Regions from separate parts of the Mus musculus genome. Here all the other regions are linked to region 7. Evidence: chromatin loops called from intact Hi-C (ENCODE). Cell type or tissue: left cerebral cortex. All regions are shown on one strand. Region 1 overlaps Phc3 (polyhomeotic 3). Region 2 holds the start of Prkci (protein kinase C, iota). Region 3 holds the start of Sec62 (SEC62 homolog (S. cerevisiae)). Region 4 holds the start of Phc3 (polyhomeotic 3). Region 5 overlaps Sec62 (SEC62 homolog (S. cerevisiae)). Region 6 holds the start of Rpl22l1 (ribosomal protein L22 like 1). Region 7 holds the start of Mynn (myoneurin).

Region 1 (4,000 bases), 350 kb before region 7:
TTGTCCAGTGGAAGACCATCTACATCCCCCACAGGCAGTGTTACACAACAGTCAAGTATGTCCCAGACATCTGTAAGTATACTAACACTTCTCCTGGATTTAAACATTTTAATTGTTGTTTTCCAAAAGTAAACTTGTTGTTCATAAAGCTGCTGTTCAGTTAATGAGTGCCTGGAAATGGGAGTAATTAAACTTTTAAAAATCTGAGGTTTTATAAAAGGCTTATTTTTATTATGTATTTGTTTGTGCTATGCAGGTCTTATAAATCTTTTTTAAAAATTTATCTGTATTTTATGTGCATTGGTGTTTTGCCTGCACGTGTGTCTGTGAGAATGTCAGATCTTAGAGTTACAGACAGTTGTGAGCTGCCAATGTGGATGCTGAGATTTGAGCCCCATTCCTCTGGAAAAGTAGTCAGTGACTTTCACCACTGAGCCATCTCTCTAGCCCGTATATGCAGCTCTAAGGAGGCCGGAGACATCAGATCCCTCTCGAATTAAAGTTGCAGGTGTCTATAAGCTGTGCACTGTAGGTGTTGGGAATTGGCTCTAGTTTTCTGCATGAGCAGTCCATCCAGCCATTGAGTTGTCTTTCCAGCTCTTGAGAATCTGAATGTTATTAAAGCCTTTTTGTATTTTTATACATCTTTTCCATTGAGTCTGCTTAATGTCTTGTGATTCTCAATTCTTTTTTAGTTTCAGAATTTCTTGAAAGCTTGAAGTACTGAAAAGTGTTTCATGTCTTTGAATGACTTAAAAACAACAATCAATCAATCTCTCTCTCTCTCTCTCTTCCTCCCTCCCTCCCTCCCTCTCCCCCCCCCCCCCAATTGAAAATAGATTCTTAGCCAGGCATGGTGGCGCACGCCTTTAATTCCAGCACTCGGGAGGCAGAGGCAGGCGGATTTCTGAGTTCGAGGCTAGCCTGGTCTACAGAATGAGTTCCAGGACAGCCAGGGCTACACAGAGAAACCCTGTCTTAAAAAATTAAAAGGTGCTGGAGAGATAGCTTAGCTGTTAAGAGCACTGGCTGCTCTTCCAGAGGACCTAGGTTCAATTCCCAGCAACCACATGGCAGCTAACAAGTCTAACTCCAGTTCCAGGGGATCTGATGCCCTCACACCAATGCACATAAAATTAAATTAAGTAAAAAATTAAGAGATAGATAGAAAGGAAACAGATTCTTCTCTTACACATCCTGACCAGTTTCCCTTCCCTACACTCCTCCCAGCTCTGCCCCAGCTCCAGCTCCCCTCTCCCCCACATACACTCCCTCCATTTCCCTTCAGAAAGGAGCAGGCCTTCAAGAGACAGCTAAACAAGATAAAACAGGATACAATAAGACAAGGAAAAGGTCCTCATACCCAGGCTGGAAAAGGCAGCCCAATAGGAGAGAATAAAAGAGTCCAAGAGCAGGCAAAAGAATCAGAGGCACACCTGCTCCCACTGTTAGGAGTCCCACAAGAACACCAGCCTACCAGTCGTAACATATACCAAGGACCGAGAGCAGACCCATGCCTGACGGCACTTACGTAACAGCTAATAGCCACTTATGAGAGAATATATAGTCGTGGTTTCCTTTCTGGGTCTGGGTTACCTCACTCAGGATGATTTTTTCCTCGTTTCATCCATTTGCCTGCAAGTTTCATGATGTCATTTTTTTTAAAAAAAAAAGTTGAGCAATACTCCATTGTGTAAATGTACCCATTTTCTCTATCCTTTCTTCAGCTGAGGGACATCTAGGTTGTTTCCAGTTTCTGGTTATTATGAATATAACTGCAATGAACATGGCTGAGCAAGTATCCTCGTGGTAGGATGGAGCTGTGTCTTGAGGTAGATCAGTTCCCAAATTTTCTGAGGAACCACCATATTGATTTCCAAAGTGGTTTTACAAGTTTACACTCTTGCTGGTAGGAGTGAGGAGTGTTTACCTTGCTCCATATCCTTACAAGCACCAGCTGTTGTTATGGTATTGTTGATCTTAGCCATTTTGACAGATGTAAGATGAAATCTCAAAGTAGTTTTGATTTGCATTTCCCTGGTGGCTAAGGATGTTAAAAATTTCTTTAAGTGTTTCTCAGCCATTTGAGATACTATAGAGAATTCTATACCCCATTTTAGATTCTAGTTTCTTGAGTTCTTTATATATTTTAGATAGCAGTCCTCTATTGGATGTGGAGTTGGTAAAATCTTTTCCGGCTCTGTGGACTGCTGTTTTGTCCAGTTGACAGTGTCCTTTGCCTTACAAAAGGAAGCTTTTCAGTTTTCTGAGGCCCCAGTTATTAATTGTTGCCCGTAGTGCCTGAGCTATTGGTGCTCTGTTTAGGAAGTGTTTCCTGAGCCGGTGTGTTCAAGACTGTTCCACACTTTCTCTTCTACTAGAGTCAGTGTGTCTGGGTTTTAATTTTTATTGTTGTTGTTGTTTGTTTGTTTTTGTTTTTTCAAGATTTATTTATTTTATATATGTGAGTACACTGTTGCTATTTTCAGACACACCAGAAGAGGGCATCGAGTCCCATTACAGATGGTCGTGAGCCACCATGTGGTTCATGGCAATTGAACTCAGGACTTGTGGAAGTTCAGTTAGTGCTCTTAACCACTAAGCCATCTTTCCAGCCCATGTGTCTGGTTTTATTTTATGTTATTTTTAGAGATTTATTATTTATTTATTTTTTATATGAGTACATTGTAGCTGTCTTCAGACACCCCAGAAGAGGCCATCAGATCCCATTACGGATGGCTGTGGCTGGGAATTGAACTCAGGACCTTTGGAAGAGCAGTCGGAGCTCTTAGCCACTGAGCCATCTCTCCAGCCCCTGTCTGGGTTTATGATGAGGTCTTTGATCGTGGTTTTTCCCTTTACAACTCATCATAGACCTTCCCCTACTTTCCAGCCTCTTAACTTTATTTTCTCTCTTCCTCCTCCCAAAAACCCAAATCAATCAAACAAACAAACAAACAAACAGTGCCCCCAACACAAGAGACGAAAAAAATCACAAAAACGAAAATCAAGCAAGCAAAAGACCAATAATACAAAAAAGAAATCACCAAAACAAAGCAAATTGAAACAAGTCCACAGAAGTACGATTGAGTTGTTCTGTTGGTTGGGTGCTCTTGAGCATGGGGGTCTTGTGTTGGTCAGCTTCTCCTGGGCATGGCGATCCGATGCCTCCTTTTGGCTTCTGTAAGCACTGAGTTCACCTGTAATCCCCCTTCCTACATACACACATACACACGTGCACATGCACACACATAATTTAAAACTTTTTTAAAAAGAATTTAAGTTATGAGCATACCCAGTAATATCACTGCTCCTAAGATGTATTCTGAAAGCTTGATTGCATGCATGTGGGTTTTCATGTTAAATTCTGTAAGTGGCCAATGATGTAACTTAGGGCAAGCAAGCCAGTAGGTTGCCTGCACTCCGAGCCTTTCTGATTTTCTATGTAGACTTCTAGCTTTTTCTTCATCTAGATACACCTGCATTTAGATGAAAAAGAGAGGATTCAGTAAATGATGATATGGTCTGAATTGTGTCTCCCCAAAATTGATATGTTGAAAACCTAACTAGAAATAGACTTTGTAGTGAACTGACTAAAGTTAAATGAGGTCCTAAGAGTGAAGCCCTCCTATGAGAGGACCGATGCCTATTAAAGAGGAAACGTTCTCGGAGATCCCTCCAGCATGGGAGGATATAGGAAAAGGTAGTTACCAGAAGAGACCCCACACTGGAGACTTGGGTTGGACTCCCTTACTACTCTCAACTTAAAAACAAATGTCTGTCTTTAAAATTTGTGGTGCTGGGAATTGATGCAGGCCCCCACACAGGCTGGATGCAGCTCTACCACTGAGCACGGGCCTGTCCTATGTTTCTGTTGCTCAAGTTGTCCGGTTGTGGTTTTCTGTTGTGGCAGGCTAAGACAGAAAAGGCTTTGCATGTGAAAGTTGGCCAAACAAATCAGTTTTTGAATTATTCAGTAACATTGTATTTGAAGAGCGGG
Region 2 (4,000 bases), 390 kb before region 7:
GTGGCTCACAACCATCTGTAATGGGATCCAATGCCCTCTTCTGGTGTGTCTGAAGACAGCTATAGTGTACTCATAAAAATAAAATAAATTTAAATAAAGAAACATAAATGCAACTTTTTTGAGATTGATGTGTCTGTGTGCACGCACACACATGCACACACACACACATGTGATATGTATGGGGGGTGGGGTGGGGGTGCCACAGTGGCCAGGAGAGGGTATTGGGGTCCTGGAACTAGAATTGCAGTATTGTGGGTCACCTAACACAGGTTCTTCAAACACAATCTGGATACACTGGAAGAGCATCGAGTGTTCTTCATGGCTGAGCCCTCTCTCCAGCTCCATAAGTACAACCTTTAAAACAGTAAATGCAAGCTGCAGAAGAAGTTACCCACAACAGAGCCTTTGGAGACTGGAGGGTGAAAAGCCACAGTGCTACTGACACATGTACACAATATGCACTCTCTTACCAAGCACACGCATTTACACTGAACTCTCGTCTGTAAACCTGTCAACTAGACAGCTTCTTTAGAATCCACGGCATTTCCTCCTCTACACCTAATACGCCACAGGCTGCTAACTTTATAAGTGGAACCTACTCAAAAGCAACGTTTCTCAATCCGTAGATCTAGATCCCTTTGGGAGGGGTCTAAGAGCATCCGAAAACACAGATATTCATGTTACATTCATAACAGTAGAAAAATTACAGTTACAGGTAGTAGCAAAATAAATTGGGGTCACCACAACATGAGGAAGAGTATTAAACAGTTGCAGCATTGAGAACCACTGCTCTAAAACAAATGTCTCTCAAATTATCAGAAAGTTGTGTGTTTGTCCTCGGAAGGATGGGCTGTGGCTCTTCCAATCTTGCAAAGTTTGTTCATGGCTGACCATGAACCAAAATGCCTAAAGCAATTATTATGACAACTACCAACTTTTTAAAAATTTCAAAAAAAAAAAAAATTAGTGCGTTTGCGGAGACTATTTTAACCTCATTTTCTCTGTTTTAAGTGAAAAGAACATTGTCTACTGCAAATTCTACGAATTAGTCCCAAATCAGTCAATGTCAGAGGCTGGAAGATAACACACAAATCTAAGGCCTTACATGTACACATTAAGACATGTGCAGCTTCAGTTCTCTTGAAAGGAAAACAAGAAAGAACCGGGAAGGTCTGCTATCTTCACTGATCCCCTCAGGAATGTGAAAGCACGCACAGCTCTTTTAACCTTGTAGCACTTGAAGCTTTTAAAAGCAATTTATTTCTGCCTAGACAAGCAGAGAGGTCTTCTGTTAATCCCTGCTCTCCAGTCTTTATGCTCACGCTGGCCTTTCACCTCAGCAGAGATCCTAAATTATCTCAAACCACACACTGAAGTCAAAGGAGAGGAAGAACTTTATGATAAGTCACGATAGAAAATGATTTGGGCTATGCTCAGAACTGGATTACTTTTGGCAGAGACATTAGTTTAAACGTTTGGTAATCAAGTGGGGTAAAGATCGTTTCTAGAATTTAAAGCCTTGGCTTCTCACCTTTCGATAGCTCACCCTAACTTCCAAAATGTGGGTCAGCACATTTGCACCTTAATTCTGACCACCCAGGATCCAGTGCACATCCTATTAAAAAGTATCGACTTTGGTACTAACTCTAACACCTATAGCGGCTCTCTGACCATAGTCCAGACTTATTTCATGAACTCTCCCACGGCGAAGGATAGATGTAAACCTGATTTATAAGACGGAGGCTTCAGGCCTGTCTGCAATGAAAGGAGCCACCTAACGAAGCAGTCCAGGCTTGCGTGCCCACAGTAGTGAGTGAACAGAGGCTTCCCTCGAAATCTTCAATCCACCCAGTCCCGAAACAGTTGCAAATTTCTCCGTCAGCTGATTTGTCCTCCCCTCCGGTTGCGCCCACTCTCCTCCGCCGACTCCTGGCGACCTACACTCATACGTCCAGGGTGCCACCAACCGCACCTCTCGCCGCCCCCACGATCGCTCGGGTCCCTGACCGCCAACACTCACCCGCGGTAGTAGGCTTTCACCCGGACCTGGTGGGAATGGTCCCCGCCGCCGCCGCACGCGACCGTGTGGGACATGGTGCTGCTGTCCCTCTGGGTCGGCATCTCCTCACTCCCCCGCCTCGCCGCAGGAGGCCGAGGGGGCCGGGGCAGCGCCGGGCGCCGCGAGGGTCTCGGCCTCCCGAGCCTGTCGGGAAGCCGTGGCCGCCCGCCTCGCCGACCAACACGCCTAGCCCGCGGCGCGGAGCGAGCAAGGGGTCGCTTCGCCGCCAAGCCCGAGCCCCAGCGCTCCTCCCTCCGCCCGGCACAACACGCCTCCCGCCGCGGCTCCTCCCACCACGCTCGCTCCCAAGGCCGCATTCCGCGGCAGGGCGGGCTCAGGAGTCGCGGAGCCCCGGCGCTCTCATCCTCACGGGGGGGAGAAGAGGCTAGCAGAGGGAACAGAACCCACCAGCCTACTAACAGACGCTCTGAAATGGGAATATACTTGGATATTAATATAAGTAATTGTAAACCACGCCTTTAAATGGAAGGATTTCTACAAAACAACCTACAGAGCACCCACGCTCAAGGTTGCTTCCCCTATTTCTTCTATTTAGTCTCGTCCCAGCTAGCCCGCCACGCTTCCGGAATGTATTTGCTGCGCGGGATTCTGGGATTTGGAGTCCCGGTGGGATTCTGGGACTTGTTCCTTAAGTGTAGAGTGCCGCGTTTTCGATCTTGTGCTTCCCGGGAGTTGTAGGCATGGAAGTCCTGAAAACCGCTTGAGTATCTGAGGGCACTGGAAAGATGGCTTCGTCAAGATGTAGAATCTCCTTCCAATTAAATTCTCCATGTCAATTTCATTGATCATTGAAATTAAACAGTTCCCTTTTGGGGGAACAAGATTTGATTACCTGCTCAGCAAATCCTTTTCGGGGAGAATTTAATAATGTAGGTAGCAAAAGCATTAGTGAATGCAACGAAAGAAGAAACTCAATTGGGAGATACCACAGGAGAGAGACTTCTTCAAGGCCCTCAACCCGTGAATATTGCCATTCTATAGAAGAAAGTGCCCAGTGAATACTTAACTAGTGTGTCAGTTCATTAGCATTTATTTTACTTACACTAGTCTGGTCGAGAATTAGAAAAAAAAATCTGTCCGTGTAACTTACTTTCGGACTTCCTCAGATCTTGCCTGTATCACTTACTCTACCCTTAAGGTAGCTTGAATCTAGCCACCAGGTCAGCTCAGATAGCAACATGTGCAAATTGTTGAAATAAGCAAAGATATGGCTTTCTTTTTGTTATTGTTTGTTTGTTTTTGGTTGGTAAGAGGTTTTCTCTCTGTAGCTGTCCTTGAACTCATTCTGTCAGGCTAGACTCAAACTCAGAGATTCGCCTGCTAGTGCCTCCTGGGTCCTATTAAGGGCATGTGTCACCACTACCCAGCAGCTTTCTTTATAATCATACATTAGATTTGGTTGCTTGCTTTATCAGAGCTACTATGTGTGACACTTAGCTTGGTACTAGCTTCATCCAACGTCCACAAATTTGGAGTATATGAAAATTTCCACTAAATAACTTTTTTTTTTTTAACAATTAGAGGCTGCATCATCACGTTAAATATGGATTGATTGCTGATGGTCATTTTTTTTAATTATTATTTTATGTATGAGCACCACACACCGCCTGGTTCCTGCAGAGGTCAGAAAGGGGTGCCAGATACACTGGAACTGGAGTTTCAGATAGTTGTGCTGGGAATCAAACCCAGGTTCCCAGGAGGAACAGCCAGTGCCTTTAACTACTGAACCATCTCTCCAGGCAGAGATCACCAATTTTTAATTGCATTATTGAAACTTTTTAATGCTTTGTGACAAGTTTACAATTATATAAAGCTCTAGAAAAATAACTAGCATATAAGAAGTAGATATTTATGAAGAAATAAAAGGTAATTCACAGAAAATTCTTTTTTTAAAAAAAATTCTTATTCCTTACCACTTTT
Region 3 (4,000 bases), 190 kb before region 7:
CTTTTCTTTTTCAAAGGTAAATGATCCTTCTTACAAATGCAGAAGTTGAGAAAAACAAAACAAAACAAAACAAAACAAAACACCAAGCAAGCAAAAAACCTTGTTACCTAATTGGTGGAGCTAGAGAACAAACAGGCATAAGATAACTAACTTGTAGCTATGGTACTAAAGAGCACCATAAAGCATCTCTACCTGCTTTTCTGTCTAACATACACTCATAACTGAAATATGAGCAGCGATTTAAAAAGTACATTACATTACCTTTATGGCAATATTGAAAAGCAGATAAAACTGTAAAATAATGTGTAGTAAAGAGCAAAAAAGTACAAATTTGTCCTGCCAAGGGTAAACATAAGGAGAGCAGGAAGCACAAATTTAACAACTTCAATACAAATTCTAATAAAGTAAGTATCCATATTAAGCCATAATACTAAATTTCAAAAGCCTGGGAATAGCATAATTAGAAATTTCTATTGTCTTGACACTCTGGTTTTAAAAACCTATGTGAACTTGGAATCTGTCTCTAGTTCCCTTCTGTAACCTGTTCAAAATTATCTTGTCACACCTGCCAACTTCCACACTCACTGAACACTGGTATCTTTCCCACAGTATTTAAAATTGTTTTCAACTGTAACTTACATAGTTCAAAAGGCCTGTAGGCCAATAACTTGATAAGTCTTTAAAAAAATGGATATAAAAGGAAAACAGAAAAAGACATCCTACGTGGGGAACAGAAAGACAAGAATGAGTGTAACAACTTGTGACTGACATATTAACAACTTACTAGAGACCATCAACTTAGGCCTTTGGTTTCTGAGTGAGCTCTTGAGGCGCTCACATCCATGTTTAAGGTGCATCGAACAAAGGACACCCAACAGGGCGAAAACTGCGGGGAAGAGATGCTCAGGTGACATTCATAAGGGATGAGGGAGGCACAGTATGTAGGGCGTGAGGCTGACAAGCTGGCATGTGGAAGGTTTCTGGGTGCCACCAGCCCATTGCAGCACTGACCGGGCAGGGTTTGTTTACATCGTGTCGCCTGGAAGAAAGCCGGCAAGGTTCAAGCCCGGCTATTCGGTTAAAAGAGCCATTGGGAGGGGAATGGAGGGCACACGCCGCTTAACATCTGGAAGGAGCCCTGGGGCCGGGCGGCCCGGGGCCAGCTGACCGACCGACCGTCTGCAAGCACAAAGAACCGGCGGCGGTGCCGCAGGTCAGCCCTCCTTCCACCCCAGCTACCGTGGCCTTAATATCGGGACGCCAGGGAGACACGGAGGAGGGAGGGAGGCCGGCCGGCGCCTGGCGTCCGCGCTCCCCGCGCAGGCCCGAGCCCTCCGCCGCAGGAACGCGGGGCCGGACGCGGGATTCGAGCGCCGCGCCTCCCTCCCTCCTTCCTTCCCCGGACGCACCACAGAGCCCTCGGCCGAGCGGCCGCTAACACCGTCCCGCCTCGAGACCATCCCGGCGCCGCGACCCCGCGGAGACGGCCTCCGGGCGTCCGGCCGCTCGGGACGTCTCCCCCTGTCCCTCCTCGTCCCAGCGCGCCCGAGCCCGTCCCCGGTCCCACGGCCCCGCCGAGCTACCTGGATCCGCTTCTTGTGTCGCCTGCGTTCCGCCATGTTGGCCGCTCCGCCCGGTTCCTTCTGACGTGGAGCGAGTCGGGGAGGGGGCGGCTGAGATCTCGCGAGAGCGCGGCGGCTCGCGGCCCGTTATGTAACCCGCCGCGGGCTCTGGGCTGGGGGCGGCCTCCGTGGTCTTCCCGCCGTCCGTGCGGTGGCGGACGACGCGGGCTGCTTCTGCTTCTGGTCCCGGAGGCCGGCGCCACGTGAGTCAGAGCGCTGGAGGCTGGCAAGTCGCGTCGGCTCTCAGCCCTGACTGAACGCCCGAGTCACCTGGCTGGCGTGTAAACACAGATCCCCGGGCCCCGCCCCTCAGAGTCGCTGACGCCGCCGGGACCACCGGGGCGCACAGCGTCACCTGTGGCGCTTCCTGCCCCAGCGAGCCCCGTGGCACCCCACTTCAGTCCCGCCAAGTTCCCCTTAAAAGGTGGAAAACAACTTCAGAGTCTGACTCCATTAAACACAGCTCGTCCCCAAAGCCTTGGAATGTCCGCTCCTCACGTGACACCTCACAACCCATCCTTAGACTCCAGAAGGCTGGATGAGCCCAGGGAAGTTAAGGTGGAAAGGAGCAAGACTAGTTGGGATGCAGTAGACTGCAGGCCACTTCTATATGACTATTCTGACGACCTGCTATATGACTATTATTCCAGAACTTTCTAGACCAAAGACATGGGTAGTTAAGTGCTTAGGTACAAGTTCTGATGACATTGTGGCTGTAAGAAAGTTGAAAAAATGCAGAAAAGATAAAACCAATAAAGTTTAATTCTATCCCTTGAGTCAGTTAATCATTTTAAATTTCTTTTGTCCTTTATATCCACTTTGCGTGTACATGGGATGTGTGTGTATGTTGAATTTATAAGTCTTCTCTGTTCCCCCCCAAACATCATGGAACCTGGTAGCCTGTTTGTTGTTGTGGTTTTTTTTTTCAGTTTTGCATTGTAAACTTAATTTCAAAATCCTTAAAGTTTTCTATTTCATATATCTGACATAATAATATGTAGTTGAAGCAAAGCTCAGTACTTTGATGCCTGATCATTTATATACTAAGATAGCTGAAGGTTGGTGGTTTTTGTTTTTAACTATGCAATTCTACTCTCAAGAGATCTGTAATTTGGCTCTGCTGTCAGGAAGCAGGGGAGAACTAATAATTCTTACGTATTAACACAAAACTTGGAACATACAATATCTTGTTTTCTCTAGCCTTTCCTACCCAGATGATTGTCAGGACAAGCTAATAGCTAGCAGATGATCTCCCTGAGATTGTGTGCCTCAGATTAACATAATCCGTGACAGATTTGCTCCCATAGGCAAAGCCCAGGAGAAAATAATTTTAGGAAAGATTCCTACTATTAATATGCTTCTCCTGTTATTATTAAACATATATAACAATCACTAGGTATTAGCCTACCTCTTTGAGCAGATCTCTGCAGTTGCAGATCTACAGAGATGTACTGTCTTGTAGGGATGCTATATAGACAAATGGATGACTTAATTCTTAATGATGATCCTGTAAGGATTCCTAAAATTGTACCAGTATGTATTAAGCTGTCAAAACTGCAATGAGAACTCTGCCAGTCTCTGTCACCAGTTAATTGCCTCTACTACTCAGAGCACATTCCAAAAGGTTGTAAAACCATTAACCAAAAGTCATAAAAAGGGAACTACGATTATATTATAGGTGCTAGGACAGAAGATACAATGTTGACTGGGTTTATCTATACAAAACTTCACTAGTAACTTGGTTATGTTTTTTAACTCTCTGTGACCCTGTAGAGTTGTGACAGGGGATGAATGTTTAGCCAGGTAATTACTCCTAATGGATATACATGTAAACATTCTCTGCTGTAAACTTCTATTTCAATTTATGATTTGAATTTATGAGTAAACTTGTGACGAACTTTTTACCATGTGATCATGTGTTCTAAAAGATGTATAAGTGCTGCCGACAGAGAAAGAAACAGAACTAGGCTGAGGAGGACTTTTTAGTCAGATCTGAACAGAACCTTTTAGAAAACTAAACTGAGGACAATTTTTTTAGTCATGACATAAAAACTTTTTAGAGAGAACTGAGCTCAAGAACTTAGAAGTAAAGGCAGAGCATTGGGAGAAAAGGCTTTGAGAGTAAGAGCATTGCTGTGACATCAGAGCAGGAGGAGAGAGAAAATTAGAAGGAGAATGCAGAGTGGAATAACTTAGAAACTATAAGGTAACACAAAAAAACTAAGAGACCAATCTGCAGAATGTAGAGGGAAGGAGGATAGGAAAAGAAGCTACAGAGAGAGCAGAAGGAGCAGGCAGGCTTTTCCTTACTATGGGACAGAACAGGTAGGTCTTTTCTTAATAATAAGACAGACTTAGTCTTATTTAAAGGAACAAAG
Region 4 (4,000 bases), 370 kb before region 7:
GCAGCCCTCCATGACCTCTGCATCAGCTCCTGCCCTGCTTCAGTTTCTGTTCTGACTTCCTTTGGTGATGAACGGTGATATAGAAGTGTAAGCCAAATAAACTCGTTCTCCCATGACCTGCTTTGGGGATGGTGTTTCATCACAGCAATGGAACCCTGAGACACTGAGATTAGTGCACTTCATCTCAGGAAATAGGAGACACTGTTTACGATCACTATGCTTCTTTCTCAGTCAAGAGCAACAGAGATTTGCTTATTTCTTGGATCTATGAAGCAAAGTCACACTGTGTATGTATGTCTACAAAATCCACTTTTCAGACTATTTTGGATACATATTTTTAATGTTTTATAGTTGTAGTTAATTTTTCTTCTTTCTTTCTTTCTTTCTTTCTTTTTTTTAAACACAGTCTTACATATCCCAGGCTAGCCTTAAAATTTCTGTTAGACCCGAGGTGGGGAAAAACATTTCCACAACTGTCTGATTAAGCAAGCTATACTTAGACTGGCTAAAGGCTGCCTCATCCAAGTTCAGGTTTCAGAAAGCAGCCCCTCACTGGCTTTTGAGGTCTCTGTTGTGGGGCAAGGATTAGGGTTGATAGATTACAGCTGTTGAGAGCGTTGGCTGTTAGCACCAGGACAGAAGAATGGGGGGACTCAGGGCTCAAGGCCGGCTGTGAGGTATACAAGGGTAAGACACTATATGGAAGGGGAGTCATCAGAGATGTTCAGGAGTTTAGCAAGGCAAAGGAGTATACATCATGGGGTTACAAATTCAGCAGAGGTTAAAAAGCATGGTTTTCAGGATATCTTAGGTTCAGGAAACAGAAGCTTACCCTTGCAAGGTATGGGGACACCATCCCCAAAGCAGGACATGAGGGAAAGGGTTTATTTGGCTTACACTTCTATAGCACCGTTCATCACCAAAGGAAATCAGAACAGGAACTCAAGTAGGGCAGGAACCTGGAAACAGGAGCTGATGCAGAGGCTGATGCAGAGGCTGTGGAGGGCTGCTGCTTGTTCAGTCTGCTTTCTTATAGAACCAGGATCATGGGGTTTCTGTTTTACATTATATAGTCTAGGATGACTTTGAATTTTTATTCAAAACAACACTTTCTAAGGGCCTAGCCATGTCTGGTTTATGTGGGGCTGGGTATTGAACCTAAGACTTGATGCACGTTTCTGAAAGTATTCTAGCAACTTCTACATTTCCAGCGCTAAGCAGAACTTTTTCTATATTCGTCGCAGACCCCGGGCTAAGACAAAGATTCTGAGCCATAGAAATAGAGGGTGTCTGGGAAGGACCACTTAGGGAAACACAGGCCACCTCACAGAGAGAGTTGAGGTGGGAGGGAGCCTGGCAGTCGCTGGCCTCACGTGACCTCTGCGCCCCCCGCCCCCCAGATCCCGCCCCTCGGCTCTTGGCTCTTGCAGGGGGAAAAGGAGGCGCATGCGCACTTCGTGTTAGTGATGGAGGAGAGAAGATGGCGGAAGCGGAGTGAGTGACTTGCTGGTGACTGATGTCGTAACCGGGGGGCGAGTGAGGGCTGCGACACGTTCCCCCGAGGCAGCTCTTGGGGCTCCGAGGCTGGCGGTGCAGGGCGGAGGCGAGGCGGGAGCCACGGCGTGGTGGAGAAGCCCGACTGTGGGAGGAGGATGGCAGGTCCAGCCAGCCTCCCCTCGGGAGTGCGTGCTGCGCCGTGCGGTCCCGGGGCTGTGTGGTCCTAAGCGCACAGCTACCCGGGGGACCCTAGTCTCCGGGCTCTCCCGGGACGCGAGCCCTGCGGCGCTCGGCCGGGGCTGTCATTCCAGCCGCGGTCCCCGCCGAGGTGTGTCCGGCTGGGCAGGCGCCGCCGGGCCTCCGCGCTGGCTCCTGCGGGCCCGTAGCCGTCTGTCTGTCCGTCCGTCCGTCCGTCCGTGCGGCGGGGGCGCGGGGAGGCGCAGGGAGGCGTCCGGACAGCGGCTGCGGCCCACGGCCGAGGCTCCCCACCTCCCCGGCCTTTCCTTGCAGTCCCCCTCCGGGCTCGGGCTGCGGCGGCGAGCCTCCCTCCCTGGAGGGCCGCATTCTTGGGTAGCGCTGTGATGCTATGCTCAGTTGGCGACTTGAAACTTCAGGTTCCCGGGTAGGCCTCTGGAGTGCCAGAGCTGAACGCGGCAAGTATTTCCGTGCCAAGCCCGTGCGCTCCCCGAAAGTGTTCTTTTGTACCAGGCCTCGAAATGTAAAGCGATGGTTTGCCCAGTTGCACACATCCAATGTTTAGAATTACTGTCTAGGTTCCCTGACCATTTTTGGTTCGTCAGAACTCACTGTCTTCTTCGCCCGCCTTTGGGCTTTGAGAGCACAGCTGAGCAGAATAAGACTTTGAAAGGCCAGGGTTTACGGTGGTGGCTTGGATGCCATTGGTCCCGGTGCCAAAGTGTTTTGACACGCAGTAGTTTCAAGATTTTACCTTACTGCTGATTGAGTGTAGTATTGAGCAGGTGCCATATGATACTGTGGTTTGCTGATTGGAAGGAAATGAACAGCAGAACGTCTAAAAATGTGATTCAGCTCCCACTAAAAGAAGTTAGCAGCCCCATCTGTTTTTCCTTTCACCTTACTTTCTCCCTTGTATATTGGAGCTGTTAATACAGCCTATGGTGGCTGGAGACTCCTGAGTCTCATTGAGGCCAGCCTGAGCTACGTAGTGACACCCTATTTTGTTTTGATTTTTAAGAAAGAGAAGTAAATGTTCTTGTTACAGGCTTGTCGACGGTGGGAATGCCAGCCGGTTCAACTTTTATTTCTCAGGAGAAAAAGACAGACAAGGAAGGAGGAATCCAGTGGATTCTCATGGGGCCTTCTGAGCCTGGGGTGACAGCTACTGTGGTTTTAGTTTGTAACAGCATGGAAGCCCTTAGAGGCTTGGCTTTATTAAAGTATAGATTTCTCAGTGGGTAAAAATTTGTACTACAACATAAATGACATAAGATCATAATACTGGAGGGAAAAGATTAGAAAGTTTGGTACAAACGTGTACTTTACTGGTTGTGCATTGGAAGCTGAATAAATTATATTCCACACCCCCAAATTTTAGAGCAATTTTCTGTGGGGGGGGGATTTTTGTAAAGATGTAAGAAGTTGCTTATATTTGCTACTTTATTTCTTTATTTCTTATTTATTACTTAAGTGGGCTAATCCGGTATCAAGCTAAACTTCTGACACTAGAGTTAGTAAGGACAATGGTGTCGTCTAAGAAAAGCTACTGAGAATTGAAAAAAATGAACTTAAAATTTCTTACGTATAGGTAGCTGCGTATATGTGTGTACATTATTGCCATGTATGTGCCCAGTCCCTTGGAAGCCAGAAGAGGGCATCTGATCCCCTGGAACTGGGTTTTGGAGGGTTGTGTGGGTGCTGGGCATCAAACCCAGGTCCTTTGGAATAACAGTGCTCTTAACCATTTGAGCCATCTCTTCAGTCCCACTAACATGTCCTTAGGATCTTATTTTTAATTTTATCTATTTTTTTTGAAACAAGGGTGTTGTGTAGCCCAGGCTGGCCTATCACTTAGTATGATGTAGCCAAGGGTGACCTTCTTCAAGTGCTGGGATTGCATGTATATGTGCCACCGTGCCAGGTGTACTAAGACACTTTAAATAACTGCACGGCAGCTACAGTTAAACCAGGAAGGAAGCTACTCCTTAGGAATCTTCTCAGAATGACTCTGAGGGGCGGAGAGATGGCTCAGTAGTTAGGTGCCTTTGTTCCTGCAGAGGACCTGGATTCAATTCCCTGCACGCACATGGTAGGTCAGAACTGTCCATAATTGCTTATGTGCAGGGCACACAGGTACATACACACATCCGCTCTTCCCCCATATACCCAAGAACACAGTAAGGACTCTGATAGTGCTCAAGCCCCACCCTCTTAATATTCTCTCACTACTTTATCTTTTGGTTTCAAATTTGTCTTTTTTTATTGAAAATTCTTTTTTTCATACAACATATTTTGGTTGTGTTTT
Region 5 (4,000 bases), 210 kb before region 7:
ATTTTAACTTAATTTAATCATTCTATAATACAAATACAAATATATATATAATAAATCATACTTTATAATGTGCTGAATTATGTTTATCAAATATAGTATTAACAAAACAAGAACGTTTGAAAAGCTAGAGCAGATTCCAGATCAGCGCCAACGGAGTCATGTCTGAACTCTTGATTTGTCTGAGGAGGACGGCACACTTCTTGACTTATATGCATTAATTCTGCTGTTTAGCTACACTGGAGCTCCAGGAAAAAGTCTACATGCAAATACCTACCTTATACCAAGATCAGTATCACTATTAAGACTTACCAATAGCAAGGAGAAGAATGCTGGCTACAAAACAGCCTGCGCCCACACTGAGGTAATAAACACCTACTCTCATTTCTGCTGGCCAGAGAGGGAAGAGGGTGGCTGCTATTACTGCAATCACTGGAGAAATGACAGAGTTACAGAGTAACTTTTAGAATAAATTCTTTAATGGCCTCATTACAATCAACAGTGAACATATTCTTGAAAATGGAGACAAAAAAGTAACATTTGTATAGGAATAATGAATTATCAGCAATTTCATGTGATTTAACATAACATTTTATACTGTTCTTAAACTAGGTTAGCATTTTTTAAACCTAAATTACATTTAATTATAAAAAATACTATCTAGAAATTAAAACTACTCCTTAAATGACCAACTACTGTCATTTTGAAGCTAATATTATTTTAATATTAGGAGTAGGGAAACCTAGATCAAAACAAAACCAAAGAACACCCCACCTCCCACTCCAGGGAAATCAGATTCACAAAGCTTTTTTTTAAAAAAAAGGTCAGAGTGGTTGGGGAAATTATATAAGCATCTCTAGGATTTTTTGTTTGTTTGCTTGTTTGTTTGTTTTTTGCACTTATGGTAGGGCCTCTTGGAAAACTGTTAAATGAGAAGACTGGTTATTAAGTCTTTTAAGTCTTTATCATTAAGAACAGGACTCTTGCTCTACCACACGTTAGCTAAGTAACCCTTCCAAAGTTAATTTACCTTATCTTGATAAGTGCCTGTTCTTGCTGGAATGAGACGTCACAAGGATTTTATGACAAAGTGACTACCACACTGGAAGCAATCCACAGCATGAGCCTTTTGAGTTTAACTAAGTTTTAACTCTTACTATAAGTTTCTCTAAATGGGATCCTAAAATATCTTATTAACCAATCATATTTTAGATAGTATGTTTTTGCTATCTGTTCAATTATTCTTTCCCACCCATTTTTGTCCCCCAAATTAAAAATATATATATATATACACAAGTTTGATCACAATATAAACAACGAGTCAAAGGCTATGGTGAAGATGGAATCATCGAGTTTTTGTCCCACTGTTCAGCGGTAAACACTATAAAGCTTATCCTATTCCCAGAGACTGCTCACTTACAATACAGATTAGTGACAAATACCCTTTTCTAACTAGAGGAAAGTATGCAACTTCCGCTCTGGCAGCTCTCTTTTCCTATCTCAAAGGCTGCATGCTGTTCTCTTACACTGCCAATGTTTACTCTCCTCCCAAGGAGTGGGGACTACTTTCAGTTTTACATGATAAGAGACAATCCTCCTGCAAGTCTACTCGCACATGGACATCATATGACTGGGATTATGTAACAGACTGACTTCTAGACTGGGGATGGAGCTCAGTGGTGAAGTGCTTGTCTAGCACGTGTAAGACCCTGGGTTTGATCCCAGACACTAACAATAAACAAAAACTAATGACACTCAAAAAGCCATAACAATGAATTCCTTTCAATGGAATTGGTAGGCCAAAAGATACAAGCATTTAAAATTTGAATATTGCTTTGTTTGGCTGTGTCCATGAAAAGGAACATAAGGGAAACCCTACAGGATTTACAGGAGCGGTGTGCTAGCACCTACAATGTGAAGGCACTGCCAAACTGCCTGCTGGAAAGAAAGAAAAAGGAAGGCACCATCATCAATTGTTGGAGTGTTCCCTCCACCCCAGGACTTCAGTGTCAATTTCTGAAATCTTAATCTTTGTTACTTCACTCTGTATCTGATTTATCCTTAACCAGGTGAATGGTCGGTGTGTTTTCCTGTGAGCTACATTTATCTTGTTCTACCATGTTAATACCTTAAAAATGATTTAGCTGCTGCAAATAATTTGAGTTTGTTACTTATCTTCTAACTTTATTTAAAATATCCTCTTAAAGAGTTCTTACTTTGTTTTAAATTTAAAAGTATTTTTTGAGGCCCTGCATTTGTCCTCTAAAGTTTAGAGTATACTAAAAAGCTACTTATATTCTCCTACTTACCAAGAATTAATCCCATGACAAATGTTTTAATGTGAACTGGGTCATAGATCCACACAAAAACCTAGAAGAATCAAGAAACCTCAATGCTTAAAAGTTCTAAGGTCACATTAGTAATAAGTTTACTTCTCTACTGCAGTTCCCCAGTCTCCATCTCTGAACACTCTAAACTCTCCCTTTCCAATTAAGACTACACTCAGCCATTAAAAGACCGGTATTCCTAGCTCTAGCTTCTCTAAATTACAGTATTTTTCCATTTCTTAGTATATTTTGAACAAGTCCCTTTATTTTTTTCTGATTAATTTGTATTTTTCTAACACTTGGGGTTCTGAATAAACCTGTTTTACTGTTTATATTTTTCTTGGGAATCAGATTTTAAAACATTAGTTTTGCTAGTAACCACTTTAAGAACAACAACAAAAACAAAACAAAAAACCCCAACCCTCTAACATCCCCCCACCCTTTTTAGATGGAGTTTCTTTATATAACAGCCCTGGCTAGCCTTGAACTGACTGACTATACAGACCAGGGGCTGGCCTCAAACTCACAGAGATCTGTCTCTCAAGTGCTAGGATTAAAGGTGTACACCACCATATTCAGCTTAAAAACCTATGTTTAATAAAAGGGAAATTTCCAATTTTAAGTCTGGAGATACAGTGTTTCTTGTGTGTGTGTGTGTGTGTGTGTGTGTGTGTGTGTGCGCGCACGTGCACATGCACAGCCTGGCCTTTTCAAGATGGCAAGCTTGTTCAGCTTGCTTTCTTCCCTAATAGATCTATCTCTCTTTCCTGGTACAATGGGCAATCTGCCAGTCAGTTCTGAAGGCTCAAGTCAAATGCCCATGGTCTCCAGACTACAGTGTACTTACATATAATAAATCTTTTTTTAAAAAAAGCTTCCTTGCAGAGAATTGCACTGTATTTTCCTATAGCACCTGTGAAGTATCTAGTACTCAGGGATACACTTAACACTTAAGATATCTGAGTGCTTCCTACTGCAGAGTCTCAAACACCCAGCCCTAGGAGACACTGCTTCTTATAGGTACAACAGTTGGCATAAGTGTGTCTTGGAATTCCAACAGTTTAGCAGCAAGGACTACTTTTTTGTAGTAAAGTGACTACTGTAACAGTCTTCATGCAAAGCCATTACCACACAAATCTCATTAGAAAAGATAGAATAAAACTATCTCCTTGTGTAAAGCATTAGAAATGTTGAAAATTTCAGGCCCCTCAAGAGATGTGTCTGGCACTGTAGAAGTGCCAGAGATCAGTAGGTGAGCCCCATGAACCAGTCTGCTCTTTTTTTCTCTTGATAACAGAAATTCTGTATTTTAACTGGGCAAATTAAATCTTGACTATAAAGACTGCATCTTCAAGATTATGAACATAATTAGTGAACCCAAGTGTCCTTAGCATGGTTTGCCTCTTATCTCTTGTGGATACAGTTAAGGTCATCATGGACCACGAGGCACCTTGGCAAGAAGACTCTAACACAGAAAAAAAGGAAGGAGGAGCATGGGCCTGCCATGGTGATTCATGCCTGTGCTGTTCATTCCTAGAGCATGCTACTGAGAAAGAAAAAGGAAACCTGTGTTGTACTAAGCTACTATAATTTCATGGTTTTTAATAACTCAAATGAAGTCAAATCTGATTCTAACTAGATTAGAAACGTAGATTTTTTGAAAGTTATTTTTATAT
Region 6 (4,000 bases), 1.8 Mb after region 7:
CTAACTTTGCAGAAAGCTGGATTTGGGCACAAAGCTAAGAAAATTCACAGGTCTTGTCAACTAAGGTTGTTTAGGCAAACTAGAAAAGCACTCAAAGCCAACCACTGAAATCTACAAACCAAGTTGGAAACATGTCAAGGACTTTGTAGAAACAATACTGAGGTTATTAGAAGACTTCTGTCTCATCTCCACAATCTGGATTTTGCTTCAAATCCCACTTATTGGGGAACAATGGCCCATCAAGGCAAGAACTCAGGAGTTCCCTTTTTTAGTGGTACCCAACTGTTGGCTCTAACAGGCAGTAAGCATGAATAATTCACCCACAAGGAGCCTTTCTGTTCATTAAGGAAGAGGCCTGAATCACTCCACAACCCAAATTTTTCTCTAGGCATCCAACACACTGATGAACCATACATGTTTTTATAGAGTGAAATGACTTTTATTTTCTCATAAAGTCCAATTTTATATTTCTTTAGAATACTTTCATTGTATTACAAGCAGAGGCCAATTAGTCCTCAGACTCTGAACCATCTTCATCTTGACTAATCTGGAAATAACGAAGTTCGTAAGTCTCCTTGTCAGATGCGACCACACGTAGCCAATCACGGAGATTATTCTTCTTAAGGTATTTCTTGGTAAGATATTTCAAATACCTTTGAGACAAAACCATGAGTTTATTAGATGTGTGATCAATCCTATCATGAAAACACGCACTGCCACATTTGTAACTCCTACTCACTAGGACTTTGGTTTTAAGAAGCAACCAGGACAAGAGCAGCCTCTCAACCCCCTAGTACAACACACCATGAAATCTGCTGTCTGTTGACTCAAAATATACTAATATTCCCCATTTATGAAATGAAATAGACAGCAAGAGTCATCCTGACTCATATGCAAACACCTTTAAACAGACTAACAGCCATTTTCGCAGACTAATGCCTACGAGACATCCCACCACAACGTAAAAACAGAAGAACAGACCTTTTGGAGAACTGTTTCTCAGAAACAACTGTGATTTTATTCTTCAGGCGTTCAATGTGAACAACATTGCCAAGATTTCCAGTTTTTCCATTGACTTTAACCTTCTCCCGTAGAAACTGTTCCTATTTTCAAACAGAAAGAATGCAAAACTAGGGAAGGAAACCCTAGATGGTCACTAGGGAAGGTACCCTAGGAGCACAGCTTAGGTTAATATCAAGTACTACATTTAAATGCCAACAACTATGCAATCACAGTAAGACACTTACAAAATTTCCAGAGTCAAAAATTCCATCTTCTACTGGATGAGTAAGGTCCAAATGAAACCTCCAGGTGGACTTCTTAGGCTTCTTGTCTTTCTGCTAGACATAATTATGATGCCATTAAAGCAGTTTATTCAGCTTAGACACTGAATTCCCAAGAAAAAAATTACCAACTCAGCATACATCTGGTATAATGGGTTATACACAGACTTGACCAACACCTGAAGGAGCCTGTGCTCTATGTAAAGGTTACTCATTAGCTTGGTTTAAACCAATGTTTCAATTCCCATGAAACGTCATCATTTCCAGTTAAGTACCTTCCAAGTGTAAGCTTATTTTAGTAGAGAAATCTTGCTTGATTATGAAGAACTGCTTCCTACTGTAACTGATGTTATTTCCAATTTCAAATTAAAACACCCACCTGGGTGCTTTTCAAGTTTTATCTGAACTTAAAACACCATTTTTAGGGTAATGGGTCTCTTTATGCTTTATTGTAATTGGTCCAAACAGAGTCACCTAAATGGCTACCAATTAATAATACCTTCACCACCCTCCAATTATCGCAAACCCGGAACTGGCATTTGAGTGAATGACGGGGTGGACTCGCTCACTGCCGTGCAGTGAACAGGCAGTCCCGATGGGGCCATCAGACGTCACTCAGTTTTGAATCCTTACTCAGCAACCTTATTTTTAACAATTTTGGTTATAGTGACTTTCCAAATGTTTAAACCACGCTCTTCAAACTGCTAACGTCATTGCAACCGCGGACCTGGCCACTTAGGCTCTCTTCCGTTGACAGGGTGACCACAGGCCATGGAGAAACCCAGAGGCCCAGAGACCGACCGCGCCCGCCGATACTAAGCTAGTCGCGGGCCCGGCTCCCGCCGCGCAGGCCGCACGGCACTCACGGACGGCTCCGCAACCCGGATTCTATCGTCCCAGTCGAGCCGCCAGGCCGACTCTCTTCCCACCGCCTTCTCTCCTGCGGCGCTCCCGCTCGCTAGACGCAATAGCTACCTGTAATACCCGAGCCCCGCACACGCGCGCGCACTCACCGGCGCCATGTTGAGCTGCAGCCGTGGGAAGAGAACGGGCTTGCGCCGCACGCACGCTTTTATATAAAAACGTGCTGCGTCATACGCAGAGCGTGCGAAATACGCAACTCGGAACCGGATATGCACGGAGTGCTTGGCAGTCACCTAGGAAACGGAGGCGTGGCGTTGGGGGGCGGGGATGCCCTGGCGTTTGGTTTCCGCCTGCGTCTTCGAGTGGGAAGCCGGAGCCGACTGATTCTCTGCTCTGGCTGTGGACTTTGCAAACTTACAAACCAGAGTGGAGTAAGTTCAAGGGATGCAGGAGTTATCTGTTATAATTCAGGGCAAGGCAGACTCTCAATGTTGCTTTATGATCGTCTCTATTATGTTGCGATTATAGTCCTCCAGAGAAAAAGTTCTATGCTTTGCCTAGCTTTTAAGGTAGAGGATGTCCTTCTGAGAAGAACAAGTTGAGTACACTTTGGGTTTATTGGATAGGCATAATTTATTGTACTTTCTACTTACTGACTCACAATCTGCTGAAACCTAACTATCAATGTTTACAAAGTACACTAGGATGGACGTACCTTGATGACAGAAAGTAAAAAAGCATTTGAATTTTGAGCGGTTGTAATTGACGCCAGGTCAGAAAAGTGGTGAGGCTGTTGGTGTTCAGTAGTATACGTTTCTGTTAGTGTGAAACTCTAGTATTTAGGGACAGGAGATGGGATGGACTTTAGTTGTTGATTTGGAAAAGGCCCTAGAATGTAAGAGTTGTGTTCTATCCAAGCGATCGGTAATAGGCGTTAATACAGTGTAGGGTATGGTGCTAGTGGTGCTGAGGTTTTAGAAGAAATCAATTTCATTAAATTTTAAAATCTTTTTGCCTTAAGAATCACAAAAACTTTTCGTTCCAAATGTTCAGGCAGGGGCCAGGGTTGACATTTCTTCCTAAAGGGCTTCCTGTTCTGCAGATCAAAATGATCATTAGATATTTTGAAAATAGGCCATTAATTGACATTTAAAATTTTTGTTTTGCTTATCTTTGGCAACTTTCTGTGTCATAACAATAACCACTTAAGCCAATTATTTAAAGGAGATGAGAGACTCCCAGGACTCAAAGGGAGGAACCTTAGATGAAACACCCTACAGTAGGGAGAGGAACTTTTAGAGCCCACCTCCAGCAGGAATACAGGACAACAAGTGAGGGATGGGGTTGCCATCCCACAGTCACACCTCTGACCCATAATTGTTCCTGTCTGAAAGAATTACCTGGATGGAAATGGAGAGGAGCCTGAGGAAAAGAAGGTCCAGCTACAGACCCAAAGTGGGATCCAGCTCAAGGGGAGGCCCCAGGGCTATTACTGAGGGAGGCTATGTATAGAGTGTTCACAAAAAGGATCCTATCATGACTGCCCTCCAAAAGACCCAACAAGCAGCTGAAAGAGTCAGATGCAGATATTTGAACCCAACCAATGGACAGAAGCAGCTGAACCCTGTTGAATTAGGGAAGGCTGAAAGAAGCTGAGAAGAGGGTCTGTTCTACAGTAGGAGGCCCAGCAGTCTCAATCTGGACCCTCAAGATCTCTCAAACACTGGACCACCAACCAGGCAGCATATACCAGCTGATATAGGCCCCCAACACACATACAGTAGAGGACTTCCCAGTCTGTGTTCATTCAGAGATGATGCCTCTAACCCCCAACAGGCTGGAGACCCCAGGGA
Region 7 (4,000 bases):
CTTTGTGTAGCCCTGGCTGTCCTGGAACTTCCTCTGTTGCCCAGGCTGGCCTTGAATTTATTAGGTCCTGCCTGCCTCTGCCGCCCACCACCAGCTTTAATGTGTTTTTTGTGCTTACCAAACATCTTTTCATCCTCAACAGTTCTACTGAAGCTATAGTGTGTGTGTGTGTGTGTGTGTTGTGTAACAACACTGAGAATGAGCATGGAGAGCAAACTGGAAAAACAGGAATCTAGCTCTAAAGACTAGATTTTATAACTGAATAAAAACATGTACTTTACCTGTCGAGATTTAAAGTTCCTGTATATATAAACTCCAACAGTTTCTGAAATCCGTCAGCCTTCACCTGACTCTGATCAAGAAAAACATTGTTCTCAGAAGTGCTTCTGTAGATCGCCCCAAAATACTCACTAAAGGAGGCAAGCACATTCCTATGCGCCTTAAACTGGAATTCTCCAATCACTACGGTACAGTCGCAAAGAAATCCCGCTTCCCGTTGCTTATTCAGTCTCTCTAAAAGGTGCTCACAGTGGTGTGAATACTGCATTTTGCTAGCAGAATGGGATTTCACCCTTGATCTAAAAAAGACAAGAAGAGACGGTGAACTGATAGCCGTAAGCTTTCATCAAACATTCACCCATGCAGCGGTAAGGGAGTGTGGGACAAAAGACTAAACCCAAAGAACACAGCTCTTCCTTTGCCTCCCAACCCCCAAAAGCCTCATCGAACACTCGTGGTGATTAAATGCTTTTCTTTGTTTTACTGCACTAGAACACTAATGCAATAAAAGGCAGTGAAAAAAACAAAAACAAAAACAACAACAACAAAAAAAAACATGTCACAGTTGTAAACAGGGCCGTAAAATCCTAAGCTTCTAGAGTTGACCCCTCAAACTTTTAAGCTCCAACAGGCATCTTTACCTGAAGGTGCTTAAACAAATAGACTAAGAAAAGCCTCCTTGAAACAGGATAAGAACACGATACGAGTTGTTCCCATTGCTCTCTGATCACTGAACCCTGTAAGCAGAGATGGTGAGGTTCCAAGCTCCAGGCAAGTGCAAGGGGGCGGGAACGCCCCGACCCGCTGTGTCAAAGGTTCCATCACTCTCCGGAGGAGGACACACCCCTTGCCTGCCCGCTGCTTGCTTGGCAGCGGCGGAGGGCGACAGTCCTAGCCAGTCCCCGGCCACCGCTGCCTTGCACTCCCAGCTTGCACTCCCGCGAGTTCCCACGGCACCGGCCATGACTACATATACCGCGGACGCTGCCTCTGCCTAGACACCCTCCTCCGCCCCGAATCGCGCTCGATCTCCGAGGCGCCGGACCACATAAGACCCCGGGATCCCAGAACGCAGGGACGACAGGCCAGACAGAGGGCGGCACTCACCCGTAGCCGCCCAAGGGAAACAGTTTCTTCACTCTCTCACCGCCATCTTGGGAGGACGTCACTGCGACGCTCCGCCTCTCCCTTCCTCCTCTGCGATAGCGTCACGTCCGGGTGTGTGGTCCATTGGGGACACCGGAGATAGGACGCTAAAAGTCTACTAGGGCCGGCGAGCTGGGTCTCAGAGCCCTGACTTCCCGGCATGCCCAGGTCTCCGGATCACACCTCCTTGCTCACTCGCATCCGGTGCGAGCTGCTCACCTTGTCAGCCCGCAGCTGTCGGCCCAGATTCTGGATGGAGACCGGGCTTGAGTGCAGAGCCGGCCTCTCCGGGAACCGCGCTGCGCGCTGCATGCTGGGAGTTGTAGTTCTTTTCCTCGCCTGTCATCCTGTCTTCATTAGCGCCCCTCCAGTGGAGATGACTGTGTTGTGCACCCTGGTTCTTGACCGGGGCGAGTGGGAGGGATATGCTTAAGTCGAGACCAATCACTCCTTCCTCTTTTGCATATCCGAAAGCTCTTGGGACCCCCAGAATTCTGTTTGAACCGGCTCACCAAAGCTCATCTACCAGAATGCCCTTACCTGGCAACAGAGATGAGATGTTCGAAAGCAAAGCAAAGCAGCAGGGCACACTGGGCATGCGCAACGTGGGAGGAAGGTGGGCTTTCTACCGGAAAAGGTTTTCCTACGTCTGAACCAGAATAATTTTAGCACAGTTATTTACCTCGAAATCAGAGTTAGTGCAGTAAAGGGAGAAGAGCAAAGTTAAGTTTTGATGTGTTCTTCCCTAGAACCTGCGGACGTCATAAATCTTAAAAAGCACAACTGAAACGTTTGTTGGTATAAGTTACGTTTATGCTTTTTAAGGAATTTACCTGTGACTTTATTTAAAAGACAGTCTCAAAAACTCTGAGAGTTTTTTCCATACCGGAATCTTTTTGCTTATATCTCTGTGAAGAATTTGTGAATAAAACCACGAGTCGTTTTTATAAGAAAAATGTTGAGGCTACTTTTTTATATGTCTGAGTATAAATTTCTTTTTAATTTCATCTTTTTGTCAAACCCTTTCGATAATGTGTTAATTCTGAAATATTTAGTGAAGTTGACATATAAATTAAGAACAAAATTTAGCCTGACAGGAGGGGGGGGAAATGGAATCTCGAGGGGAGAAAACTGAATACAGACATGCTTCAGAGGCTAGAGATTGGGAGAATGCCTTCTAGAATCAGTAGCTACCTACTTCATCAGCCCTTTTTGTTGCTGCTCTCGTCTGTGTGTTGGGGCGTTTGTTATCAACATTAAAACAGCTGATTCAAGGTCGTTTCTTTAATGGGCGGGTTACCGTTTTAAAAGATATGTTTCCGCCCGGTTTCGAACCGGGGACCTTTCGCGTGTTAGGCGAACGTGATAACCACTACACTACGGAAACTTGGTTGCACTGGTGTGTTGAAATGTTCTTCTTATGTGATGTCGTCATATACGTTTCACACCTGTTTAAGGTTTATGCATTTTTCAATGAGGAGAGAGAAAAAATATTAACAAAGCACAGTTAACTTAACAGGCTGAGACTATTTAAAAGTTTGAACTTGTTTGCAATTTCTTTTTCTCCCTTCCTTCCTTTCATTCATTCTGTCTTTTTCTTGTTTTGCTAAGCCCGGCGGGTACACCACTAGAGACCAGCAGGCACACTTAGTTCCTGGCCGAATTTCATTTTTTTTCTCATTTTAGACAGGTTATGCTTTCCTCCAGCTGGGAAGCAGCGGCGCGCTGTAGCCAGGGCCTGTGATTTGGCGCAGTACAGTGCTTTGGCGGGTTTTGGTGGAAGCACGTGTAAATTACCCTTTTCCCCATCCTGCTTCGAAACCAAAGCTTCTATTTGTGTGCTGTTTTAAAGCCCCTAAAGGATGCGCGAAACCAGACACCAAGACGTTCATTTTTTGCTGCGCAGTGTACTTTCTTTTTCTGAACTGAACTTCATAATGATCTAAGGCATTTATATTCTTACCAAATGGCAGACATGTTCTTATTCCTAAAACATCAACCTCAGGAAATGAAAATTAGCTTCGGAGGACCTAGAGATATAATCCAGAAGATGAAGAAAAGGATGAAATAAGGGGGGAAGGAGGGGGGGGAAGAGGGAGGGAGGGAGGGAGGGAGGGAGGGAGAGAGAGAGAGAGAGAGAGAGAGAGAGAGAGAGAGAGAGAAATGAACGGAGAAAAGAAAAGGGGAAGGAGGGGAGCCGAGCATCCCAGAACTCAGAGCCTGAAGAGGGGAATTCCGCTGAGTTCGAGGGCAGCCTGTGCTAAAATGCACCATCTTACAAAACCCAAAAGGTTTTGCCTTTTTGTGTATATCTTTAGAAAGGACAGGAAAGATGTAACGTTGTTTACTTTACTATACAGAACATAAACTCGTTTCACACCCCAGCACTCCCTGAAATTGATCCTTACAGAAGCCAGGCAGAGCCTTCCTGTAGCGATATTTCCAAGGCCGGTGTTAAGGGTCTTCCTCCAGCTTCCCACTCGCCCTGGAACACTACTGTTAACCACAGTGCAAGGACTTAAGAGAATTTTTTTTTAATAGACATTCAGCGTGTTTGAGAAAGGTTCTTGCAAAT

The links. A loop is a pair of places that touch in the nucleus more often than their neighbours do. Peaks named below come from ENCODE experiments on the same cell type or tissue, not always from the same donor. Only the 100,000 strongest peaks of a DNase experiment are listed, where the experiment ranks them.
Region 1: it touches region 7 in a loop (2.9-fold over the local background); 9 of 42 quality-filtered maps call a loop at or near these places.
Region 2: it touches region 7 in a loop (6-fold over the local background); 5 of 42 quality-filtered maps call a loop at or near these places.
Region 3: a loop joins it to region 7, with 5 times the contacts of the local background. A loop is called at or near these places in 24 of 42 quality-filtered maps.
Region 4: a loop joins it to region 7, with 4 times the contacts of the local background. A loop is called at or near these places in 24 of 42 quality-filtered maps.
Region 5: a loop joins it to region 7, with 3.0 times the contacts of the local background. A loop is called at or near these places in 10 of 42 quality-filtered maps.
Region 6: a loop joins it to region 7, with 5 times the contacts of the local background. A loop is called at or near these places in 4 of 42 quality-filtered maps.

The regions. Positions count from the first base shown.
Region 1 is chr3:30,954,081-30,958,080 of GRCm38, reverse strand. Phc3 (polyhomeotic 3) reads left to right here. Exons shown (of 15, transcript NM_001165954.1): 4 at 1-72. Among named protein-coding and RNA genes, the nearest start is that of Phc3, 13 kb to the left of the region's middle. In left cerebral cortex, a CTCF peak has its summit at 2,491 (motif pointing right); no DNase peak of the experiment used is centred here.
Region 2 is chr3:30,994,106-30,998,105 of GRCm38, reverse strand. Prkci (protein kinase C, iota) reads right to left here and starts at 2,335. Exons shown (of 18, transcript NM_008857.3): 1 at 2,021-2,335. The coding sequence starts at 2,121. In left cerebral cortex, a CTCF peak has its summit at 2,184; DNase peaks (open chromatin) are centred at 1,950, 2,380 and 2,645; H3K4me3 peaks cover 2,137 bases; H3K27ac peaks cover 1,378 bases.
Region 3 is chr3:30,790,967-30,794,966 of GRCm38, reverse strand. It overlaps Sec62 (SEC62 homolog (S. cerevisiae)), which reads right to left and starts at 2,091. Exons shown (of 8, transcript NM_027016.2): 1 at 1,584-2,091. The coding sequence starts at 1,619. In left cerebral cortex, no CTCF peak of the experiment used is centred here; DNase peaks (open chromatin) are centred at 1,003, 1,717 and 2,071; H3K4me3 peaks cover 2,390 bases; H3K27ac peaks cover 1,583 bases.
Region 4 is chr3:30,966,868-30,970,867 of GRCm38, reverse strand. Phc3 (polyhomeotic 3) reads left to right here and starts at 1,453. Exons shown (of 15, transcript NM_001165954.1): 1 at 1,453-1,494. The coding sequence starts at 1,481. In left cerebral cortex, no CTCF peak of the experiment used is centred here; DNase peaks (open chromatin) are centred at 1,453 and 2,095; H3K4me3 peaks cover 1,760 bases; H3K27ac peaks cover 1,593 bases.
Region 5 is chr3:30,810,663-30,814,662 of GRCm38, reverse strand. Sec62 (SEC62 homolog (S. cerevisiae)) reads right to left here. Exons shown (of 8, transcript NM_027016.2): 6 at 2,307-2,367; 7 at 310-429. Among named protein-coding and RNA genes, the nearest start is that of Sec62, 20 kb to the right of the region's middle. In left cerebral cortex, no CTCF peak of the experiment used is centred here; a DNase peak (open chromatin) is centred at 1,577.
Region 6 is chr3:28,803,840-28,807,839 of GRCm38, reverse strand. It overlaps Rpl22l1 (ribosomal protein L22 like 1), which reads right to left and starts at 2,332. Exons shown (of 4, transcript NM_001347226.2): 1 at 2,297-2,332; 2 at 1,248-1,337; 3 at 982-1,103; 4 at 416-653. The coding sequence starts at 2,305. The coding sequence ends at 509. Gm32950 (predicted gene, 32950) reads left to right here and starts at 2,489. Exons shown (of 3, transcript NR_166194.1): 1 at 2,489-2,578. In left cerebral cortex, no CTCF peak of the experiment used is centred here; a DNase peak (open chromatin) is centred at 2,416; H3K4me3 peaks cover 1,956 bases; H3K27ac peaks cover 1,093 bases.
Region 7 is chr3:30,600,082-30,604,081 of GRCm38, reverse strand. Mynn (myoneurin) reads right to left here and starts at 1,995. Exons shown (of 8, transcript NM_030557.3): 1 at 1,387-1,995; 2 at 282-578. The coding sequence starts at 547. It overlaps n-TVaac8 (a tRNA gene), which reads right to left and starts at 2,812; the gene lies at 2,740-2,812. In left cerebral cortex, a CTCF peak has its summit at 1,786; DNase peaks (open chromatin) are centred at 1,976, 2,777, 3,195, 3,743 and 2 more places; H3K4me3 peaks cover 3,560 bases; H3K27ac peaks cover 2,938 bases.